2 separate regions of the Homo sapiens genome follow, and region 1 is linked to region 2. A link is a contact called in ENCODE Hi-C data. All regions are on one chromosome and are shown on one strand. Each heading gives the region's core, a stretch centred on a gene start or an enhancer-like site at or near the end of the contact. The rest is flanking DNA. Distances are from core to core; before and after follow the strand shown. Region 1 holds the start of LINC02879 (long intergenic non-protein coding RNA 2879). Region 2 holds the start of CDH2 (cadherin 2).

Region 1 (5,053 bases), core at 6-2,505, 980 kb before region 2:
CAATTAATTTCCTAAGGAAATTTTTTTCAAACATACTTCCTGAGTTCTTTCAGATTTCAAAGCATTTTATTCATTCCTAACATTTTAGTGAAAGTATTCATGAGTATGTAAGTCTACATCGAAAATCATTTCTGCTGAGAATTTTGAAAGCACGTTTCCGTTTTTATCTATAATGCTAAATGAATGATAGTCTGATTATATGTCATTTACAGGTGATTTTAGGATTTTTTTCTTATGTTTCACAATGATGTGACTAAATATTTTAAGGTATAGTACATGGAAAGCCTTTTAAGTTAGGTTGGTTTCTCTTTTTAGCTTTTAAAGAATTTTTGGTACTATGTCTTTGATCATTTCATCTTTGTTCTCTTCATGCTTTTTACCAATAACTTCTTTTAGCCAAGTGTTAGCCATCCTGAACTATATTTTTTTCTCTTCCATATTCCTTTATTTTTATTGTAGTTATATTAAATGAGCAATTAACTTCATATTTATTTTCCAACTTTCCTATTTAATATGTTGTTTCAATAATGACTTTAACTTCCAAGATTTTTTCTCCTCATTAACCTCCCTCCTTCCCTCTCTCCCTTCCTCCCTCCTTCCCTCCCTCCCTCCCTCCCTCCCTTCCTTCCTTCCTTCCTTCCCTTTCTCTTTATTTTTTTCTTACTTTCTTTCTTTCTTTTTCTAATTCTCATGGCCAAAACCTCAAATCCGCCTGAGGAGACTTTTAAACATTATTTTGGTTTCCTATATTACCCTTTATTTACTCAGGATTAGTTTTTACTTAATATATCTTCATCATTCTATTTCATGTTGCAGTACCTTTATGAACTTACGGTGAGTCATGGTAGTCAAACCATACTTAACGATAAGGATCTAAGAAGATTGACAGAGAGACTGTGTCCAGCACAAAATGCTTTAGAGAAAGAAATCATGGGGGTGAATCTTATGCTGCAGGACTCATATATAACAGGACAAGAAAGTACAAAGAAGACTTCACTCTAGGTCTCTGTTACTTAAATTAACCAACCTTATTTTCCTCAGATGGCTTTGTCAAACTTGTATTTGTCCCTGGGGTAAAGGGCTTCAATGCTGAGCATCGAGCATAAGGAGTTGGAGAAAGAGATGTGGGTGATTTACCTCTGCCATGTAAGTCCTCCATTATTTGTCTTGTCTTAGTCCTATTTCTTCCTTGTACCCATCAAAGCATTGGCATTTCTTAGTCTGCATCTTCTTGGGGGTTCTGCTGAATAAGTCCGCTTTTCATTAGCTGCAACTTTCTTTTCAAGTGTTCTAGGTTTTGTCTTTCTGTTCTTGGATTAATGACTCACGCATTCATCTCTTTTTGTCTGTCAGAAATGTGTTTAAACCTGTCTTTAATTGATGCCCCCACCCTGCTCTCAGCTGTCAACTTATTTATTTACCTTTTTTACCTTTATTTTACTTGCATGTTGGGACCTGAAAAAAGTGGAGGTGGGTACGTACCAATGCTTTATCTACTATCTTGCCCTGACGAATCCACCTCTCACATGAAACAGTGAGTTACTGAAAGGCAGCAATTGTACCTTTTTGTCTTTGTATTTCTAGTGCTTATCTTGGGGCCTGGAATATATTACATGTTCAAAAAAGTGTGGGATAAAAGAAAACAAAGATACTTCTATCCTAGGCAGATGTGTGGTATCTAAAGGTCATGGCATTGTCACTGCACAATTCTTGCAGAAAGCAAGGCTGTGCTGTGTGAAGCAAAATGTCGCAACAAAGTCTGCCATCATTCCAAATCCTTCATGTGATAATTTCTGAATTAAAGTGTTATTATAATGAGGAAAAATGAGGAAATGGCAAATTTTCTTAATAAGGAAAATAGTAAAACCATGAGCCTGTGAAATTAATAAGACTTTATAAATGCAATATATTTACAATGAAAATCTCATGCAAGGGAAATATTTAAATTACATGAAATCCTTGCACAGAACAGCAATGATAAATATATTTGGATTTAATGGCATGTACTCATCAAATACTCATATCTGTGCATCATATAAAACATTTATATACAATTACATTTGTCACCAATGCAGGCGGTTGATAGCTCAGTAACTCATTCTATGTCATTGATTCAGAACAATGATCTTTAAATATTACCTACATGGTAGCTCTGCAGGGGTTTTAAATGAGTAACGTTATTATAACTTCTAAGTGTTTATGGGGAACATGCAATGTAATTCAACATCATAGTGAAATGTTGTCTTTTTAAAAAGACAAAGTAAACCAAAGCAGTGTGTTTTCTTTTTCAAAACTCAGTGAACATTTTTCTAAATGCCATTTCGTATCTTACTTACATAAAAGAGAGAAAAGATAAATTCCTACTTAAAAGTCAACTGACACCCTGATGCTATACAATTACCACCCCATTACGCTAGTGTTTCAGACGAGGAAATAGAATCCTAAAGATAGTTTAATGTGCGCTCAATACTACAAAGTTATTTACAGTGTTAGAACTAGAAATAAGAACACCTGGATTCTAGCTCAATCTATTACTCTTTGTATTACGCAGTTTATGGCCCATATGTGGAAAAATCAGGGAAAACAGGAAACCATCTGAAAGATAATGGTTTGAGTAGACCTATGCTTTAAAAGACTGGTCTTCAGGTCCAAAGAAAACAAGGAACGATTCTTTACAAACTATATCCACAAAGAATTCAAGGGAACAAAGCAGCTTAAGACAACCTGGGCCTTAAAAGAGGAAACTAGGGATGTTGTTTCGTGATTTCTCATTAATAGTTTCTGAATGACTGAATATGGATTGCTGCCAGTTAGGGCTGGTGTCACCTTTCTCAATGACACATCCATGTTGTTCTCCACATAGCACTTCTATCGACCCATACTGACATGAACCACACCTTAAGAGTGTACCCTCTTTGGTAAGAAGATGAAAAACTTGGCAGCACAGATGGCACTGTCATCACATAGTCTTACTGAGAGTTAGGAGTTGAGAAAATAACCTAACATGTGAACAATGAATGTGCAGATGGTATCAATAAACAGCATCTGAATTCCTGGATAATGGAATTGCATGTCAGAATTACGAGCTCATAGCTGGGGGTGAAGTTCACCTTATGAGTAAAAGAAAAATTATTTTTACTAGAGCCTGCAGTGCCTGCTCAGAGGGCTTTGTTCTAAATATAGATCAATGGAGGAGAAAAAGGTAGTAAATGTCAGACAATGACTAGCGAATGAGCAAAGCACAAACAAAAGGGGGATAAATGGTTTAGATGATGTCACATATCATCACAAAATGTCTGGCTGGGGTTACCTGGTTGCCCCTCTGGCCACTTGCCCAGGAATGTACCTTGGCAACTATGTGCTCATTTTTGTTCTGAGGCTTTTGTGGCCTTGTAAAAATATTTGAAACAGTAGTCTGAAAAATGTAACATGATTAATAAAAGATCAACTGTTATTGGTTTCCGTATGGGATATGTCTAGGCAGAAGACTGTTATTTTCTATAACAAGAGGATTCTACTCAGACACTATAAAACATTTTCTGAGGCTCAGTCTCAGTAAGCTGTAAGTAGAATGTGCTGTCCTAAAACATAAAAGTAAATCTTTTCCTAAATATTTGCTTCAAGGAGCATATTTCAGTAGATGCAGCATAGTATGAAGACACAAGAATTTGCTAGACAACCTCTGCCTAGGCTTTCCAGCACAGGGTGTCCTTTCAGACAGTGATGCACATCAGTGAAACAAAGGGCAGGAACAGGGATGTCTGTCTGATCTTACAGAGGAGCTGCCCTTTGGATGACTATAATGTCTAACTATTTTAAGCCCTATATCTGGGTTTCCTGAGTTTTTACCTCTGCCTCCAATTGTCTATGCTTGGAAGAGTAATAATTAGTTCTGTAATTCTTTAATATTCACATATGTAATTATTACTTTGCATTCATTGAGCTGTGAAAATTTCTGTCTTCTGCTTTAGAGATATCGGATTGGCAAAAATAAATGAATTTCATCTGAAGAGAATTAACACAAGCATACACATATACACAGGAGTGCACATAAAAATTAATCTTCAAGAGGATAGAAACAGGGGATGGTGTAGTTCCTGCCATGAAGTACAGATCAACTGGTACCAGAGATTCAAAATTGTGGAATGGATCATGGGGATTTCTCTCTTCCCTGTCATAAAGAGTAATTCAATCAGGAAAACTGACATGCATTGTTGTATTGTGGGTGCAACAGCTGAGAAGATGAAAAAGACATAGAGAAAGGGGATATTGGAAATAAAAGGATGTTAAAATGATATAATTTTTAAGAAGGTTGAGAAGGAATATGGGATATTTATATTCCTCTAAATTTGATAGATAATGATGTCCACAAAGAAGAGTTTGCTGAAATAATTTTAAATTTTGGTGAGCACAGACTATCAATGCCAAACGCAATGGGTAATTTTCTGTGTCAGCTTGGCTAGGCTGTGATCTCCAAGTGTTTGTTCAAACAGCAATCGTAGATGTCCTTGTGAAGGTATTTTTAGGTAAGATTAACATTTAAATCAGTAGTCTTTGAGTAAAGCAGATGACCTGCAATAATGTGAGTGGGTCTCAAATTTGTTTTAAGTTGAAGGCCTTAAGAGAGAAAGATTAAGGTCATCCATGAAAGAGGGAATTCTGCTACCAGATTGCATTTGGACTCAAGCTGCAATATCAGCTCTTCCCTGGGTCTCCAACCTGACAGCCTGTCCTATAGATAAGAGCTTGCCAGTCCCCACAATCACATGACACATGAGCCAGTCCTTTTTTTTTTAGCCAATTCTTTAAAATTCTTCTCCTCTCTCTCTCTCTCTCTCCCCCGCCTCTCCCTCTCTCTCTCCCTTCTTTCTCTGTGTATACACATGCACGCGTGCACGCGCGCACACACACACACACACACACACACTCATCCTATTAGTTCCGTTTCTCTGGAGAACCCAGACTAATGTACTTCCTCAGTAATTGTTTTAGCATTCTGGATTCTGTTACTTTACTATCAGCCTTAAAATTGCAAAAAGAAGAAGGAAAGTTT
Region 2 (5,048 bases), core at 265-2,764:
AAATAAAATAACAAACATGCACTCTCAAACTCCCAGAGGGGACAAAAGAAAACAAAACAAGAACACAAAAACTTGGGCTGTTCCAGTACATCCTCAAGGGTGGGAGCTGAAGGTGCGAGCTCCAGAGAGGAGCCGCGGCCTCCGCCCTCCCCCGCCCGCAGGTGGCTCCCGGCGAGCGCCTCAGACAACAATAGCTAGGATGAGCTTGGCCTGCGTCCTTAGTTTGCTGTGTCTGCCCCTGCCAGGAAAGATTACCCATCTCCAAAGAATGACAAAATAAAGAAGCGTACGTTAGGCTCCCAAGGAGACACCGCCCCCCCTTCCCCACCATTCTTCATCTCCATTAGATTCCCTACCGCGGACCAAAGATGAACCTGCTACCAATCAAGTTCCTGCCCAAGTTATTTTATTTCCCGCAGCCCCTCCACCTGCCGGGGCGGTGCTCGGCGCACTCTAGGCTTCCCTCCGGCGACCCCCCGCGGGCTGCAGCAAAATACGGGGCGCTTCGGCGGGGCGGGGGCGGGCGGCTGCCGCGGATCCGGCCGGCTACAGCCGCAGCTTGGTGGCCTCCGATTGGCCACGACGCGGGCGGGGAGGCTCGGCGGAGGAGGGAGGCGGGGGCGAGGGCGGCGGCGGCGGCGGGAGGAATAGGAGAGGGGAGCGGGCCGCGCAGCCAGGCAGCGCGTGGGGCGAGCGCGGGGAGAGCGGCGGCGGCTCGCCCAGGTCGCGCAGCGGAGGCCGAGCGGGGTGCGCGGTCGGCGACGGAGGGCGGCGCGCGCGAGTGAGCGGCGCAGGGCGAGGACCGGCGGGCGGGTGCCGGTGCGCGGGCAGCAGGGGCGGCTGCGGCAGCAGCTGCGCGGGACGGAGCCGCGGCGGGAGAGACCGCGCCGGCCCCTCGCCTCACCCCCTTGCGGCCGAGGCCGGAGAACAGTCTCCAACTCGCCGGGGGACCGGAAAGAGGAGCCGAGAAGCGCCCCTCGGCCCCCACGCAGCGGAGGCGCGGAGTGGCGGGACTGCTGCTCTTTGTGGGTGCAGCACGCACGACCCGGAGCGCCCTCCCCGCGGCGCTGTCCCCGGCGTCTTCGTCGCGCCGAGCGGCCCTGGAGCGGGGACCCGGAGGAAGCAAAACCACGAGCCCGAAACCTCGCGTGGCGGAGCTCTTGGGGAGCGCCATCCGCTCCACTTCCACCTCCACATCCTCCACCGGCCAAGGTCCCCGCCGCTGCATCCCTCGCGGCTTCCGCTGCGCTCCGGGCCGGAGCCGAGCCGCCTGCGCTGCCACAGCAGCCGCCTCCACACACTCGCAGACGCTCACACGCTCTCCCTCCCTGTTCCCCCGCCCCCTCCCCAGCTCCTTGATCTCTGGGTCTGTTTTATTACTCCTGGTGCGAGTCCCGCGGACTCCGCGGCCCGCTATTTGTCATCAGCTCGCTCTCCATTGGCGGGGAGCGGAGAGCAGCGAAGAAGGGGGTGGGGAGGGGAGGGGAAGGGAAGGGGGTGGAAACTGCCTGGAGCCGTTTCTCCGCGCCGCTGTTGGTGCTGCCGCTGCCTCCTCCTCCTCCGCCGCCGCCGCCGCCGCCGCCGCCTCCTCCGGCTCTTCGCTCGGCCCCTCTCCGCCTCCATGTGCCGGATAGCGGGAGCGCTGCGGACCCTGCTGCCGCTGCTGGCGGCCCTGCTTCAGGTACGCGGCGGTCCCCGCGGGCCGGGCCACGGGCGGGGTGGGGCGGGCGGCGCCGGGTCCCTTTGTTCCCCGCGCCGCTGCGGGGCCGGGCTGCGCACCCGGGAAGGGAGGTGCCACGCCGCGCCGCGCCGCGCCGCGCGGCCGGTAGCTGCGCAGGCATCGGGCTCCGTCCGGGCGCCGGGGCAGGGTTGCCGGGGCCAGTAGGTCTCTCGCGCCTTTCCTGGCGGGGCTCTAGGGGCTGGATTGCGGGTCCCCTCTGCTCCTTCTTCGGGGCCGAGCAAGCTCGCGGGGGGTGTCCCCAGGCAGCAGGAGGGTGAGGCAGGATAACTCCCAGGTTTTGCAGTTTTCTGTGCCTTTCGCCCCTCGCATAGTACTTTGCTCCAATTTTTTTGTTTATTTCTGCAGGGATGGGTCGCGAGTTTACAGTAGGAATTCTCACTCTGGTGTCTTAGTTACGGGACTTGCCTCCACCTTACCCCACCCTGCACCCGTGCGCCTCCCGGTGCTCAAGGGCTCTACTGTCCTATTGTCTTTATCCCAGTCTGGAGTTGCCTCCTTTTCTTCTTCTCTTGCCCTCACAATATTCTGTGTTCGTCCCACCTGGAAAGAAAATCTGGCCCTCTTGCCCGGAGGAGTCTCTGCCGGTCAGCGCCTGCCTGTAGAACGAGTCTGGCCTCTCACGCCTAGTATCTCCCCCGGGCGAGAAGTTCCGTTACGCGGCTGCTCCTTTCTCTGTCCGGCTGCCTGTGCCCTATATGCGCCCCGGGGGCGCCTTTGCCTGGAGCCTTCCGTACTTTTCATACCCTCGGGAGAGAGCCAGCGAGCCTTTTCATTTAATCTCTACTAAGAGGCTCCTCCGCGGCAGGAAGCACCTGCTCCAGTCCGGGCGCAGGTTCCCTCGCCACTGCACGCTGCGGGTTCCCAGCCCGGGGGCAGCCCAACTTTCCGCCGCCTCCAACCCGAGGATGCCCCCAGGCTCCTCCCGACCAGCCAGCCCAGGCCTGGAGGCCACTTCACACAGCCTCGGCCGGGACCCTCTAGCTGGGCGGGTGCAGTGCCCTGGTCCCAAGTCGGTCTCCGCCTGCCGTGGGGTCCCTCGAAGGTTGCGGGAAAGGGGCGTGCCCACCCTCGCCGCGGGGCAGGAAAATCCACGGAGGGTCCCCCTGCCTGTCGCCCTCGGGGCAAGGGGAGAGGTGCTCTACTGCCAGCTGGCAGCCCCGAAAAGTGCGGACGCAGCTCGGAAGTGCCTGCTCCGGGGGTGGAGACAGGTGGTGTGGATTACCCCGCTCCGTGGTCTTCACGGGTCAGGGCCTGGCGCGCTCCGGCCCGCCGGGGGGTGAGTGCTGCTGGGGCGGGGGCAGGGGCTGGACGGGGCTGGCCTCCGCAGTCTCTCGCGCTTTCTCCCGCAACCCCTAGACGGTCGTGGGCCGCCGCCGCGCGGAGCCCTGTCCATGGTGCGCCATGGTGCGGCACGCCTGTCCCTGCCCGGCTCCACGCTCTCCTCCCGGGTCGTGCTCTCTCACTTTGTCTCTCCCCACCCCTGCCTCCCAGGCCAGGGTCCCAGCGTTCCTTTTCCCTTTCTTGGATTTCTTCTTTTGTTCTTTAGTCTCCTACCGGTCTTTCTCCCTTCCCCCACTCGCCATCCGCCACTCGGCTCTCTCCTGACTCGGGGATTTCAGAACTATTAGACTAGACATTTTTGGCCTTTGCAGTTTTGGAGAGTGGATGGAATTCCTTCTAACTTGGGGGAGGAGACCTGCCAGTCACTTGCTAACAAAAGTACCTCCTGTTATAAAACCGCCCTTTATTCTCCCAGCGCACACTCCTCATTCTTTGACCTCCTGTCACTTCATTTATTGTTTCTTCTTTAAAAATGGGGTTTATTAAAGAGGTTAGGCTGAAGGAGGAAGAAGGAAAAAAGTCCTGCTTCTAAAGTATTTGAAGTTAAATGGAAGGCAAGACAAACTTAAAGACTCCTGTGTATTAGGATTTTTTTTTAACAAAGGAGATGTGATACATTTTTTACAAATCTTACTTTAAAAACACTAATTTTTGGACAGCATTGGGTCGTCTTATTTACAGACAGTAAATCCTCAGTGTGAATCCAGCAGCAGATGGTTATTTTCACAAACTTTTTCATCTAAAAGTGAGTTTTAATTGAATACTGTGCAGCGAAGTTAGGACACGAAGAGACATTTGTTGGTCATGAATACTGTGGGAAATCTATGTGTGTTACAAGTGGAGCACTCTCATTTTCTGTTTTAGTCATCTGCCTTGAAGTCAGGTGTGAATTTTCTGTCAGTTTTTTCTTAAGTGTTTCTAAAAATATCGTTTATAAGCATTAAATAATGTGCTTTTCCATTGTATGTTCTTTCTCAGTTTCTTCTATACCAATGTTGACTTTTTTAAACCTTCAGGAAAGGAGAAATTATAACTTTCTCATCAAGTTATTTGGCAGTCCTCTAATTCATGAGTACAAGTCAAGCAGTAACATTGAATGATTTGAAAGGTCATTAGGAGTGGAAGCAGAGCAGTTTACGCAACATGAGTTTTAGGGTTAAGTGCACCATGTGGATTGTACAACTGAGATTAGAAATGACTTTGTGCTAATGGTCTGCTTTACACGCCCGAACAACAAAGCTCTATCTGCAAGGTGAAAGTGGCTGTCCTGCAGTCAGCTGCTATTAACAGTCTAGGTTTTTTTTTTCTTTTTTTTTTAAATTCCAGACTAAGCAGCCGATAGTTTTAGAAAAGAGAATATGTAGGTTATTAGTGCAGATACGGAGCACCCTTGTTTTTTTACAAGCTAAATATAATTGAATATTCAAAGGACTCTGTGCCTTGAATTGTTAACTGAAGTGTCTGTGTACCTTATTTTACTTAGAGAAATTACTAGTTTAGTTAGTCTTGTTATGTAGATTTACATAATTCTAGTCAATCTTGCATGTTATGATGTTCAACATCAAGATTTTCTTTAGTCTTATTTTAAGATGTTAGCCTTTTTTATATTAAAAAATCCGAATTTGAGCATTCAGCTTACCTGATAAAAGTATAAAATATTATATCACAAAGTTATAACTAGCTTTCCTTTTAAATAATACAAGTGACTTTCAAATCTTTACATAGGTTTATTGTTAAGAAAAAAAATCAATGTTGCTTTTACCATTGACCTAGTTAATTAATATATTAGAAACCTGTGTTGTTTTTCTAGTTCACATCTTAATTGCATAACCCCATTGTTCTAATTTAAATACGTTTGTATGGGTTATGGGGCATCTAGGACAGTATTTTAATGTTCATAGAAATTCATTTCTAAGACTTAACAGATCCTGGTTTCAACCCTGCGTGAGGACCTTGGAAAAACGAT

Evidence for each region. Hi-C counts contacts between places; a loop is a spot of excess contacts on that map. Pooled maps may share reads with other maps.
Region 1: a loop to region 2 is called in a map of endothelial cell of umbilical vein, with 4 times the contacts of the local background. The contact joins the promoter of LINC02879 here to the promoter of CDH2 in region 2. A Hi-C loop is called at or near these places in 4 of 168 maps with a recorded cell type or tissue (PC-3, ascending aorta, chondrocyte and 1 more) and 5 of 50 pooled maps.

The regions. Positions count from the first base shown.
Region 1 is chr18:29,153,059-29,158,111 of GRCh38, reverse strand. LINC02879 (long intergenic non-protein coding RNA 2879) reads right to left here and starts at 1,255. Exons shown (of 3, transcript NR_186853.1): 1 at 1,138-1,255. RefSeq lists an enhancer at 2,631-3,830.
Region 2 is chr18:28,173,596-28,178,643 of GRCh38, reverse strand. It overlaps CDH2 (cadherin 2), which reads left to right and starts at 1,514. Exons shown (of 16, transcript NM_001792.5): 1 at 1,514-1,681. The coding sequence starts at 1,622.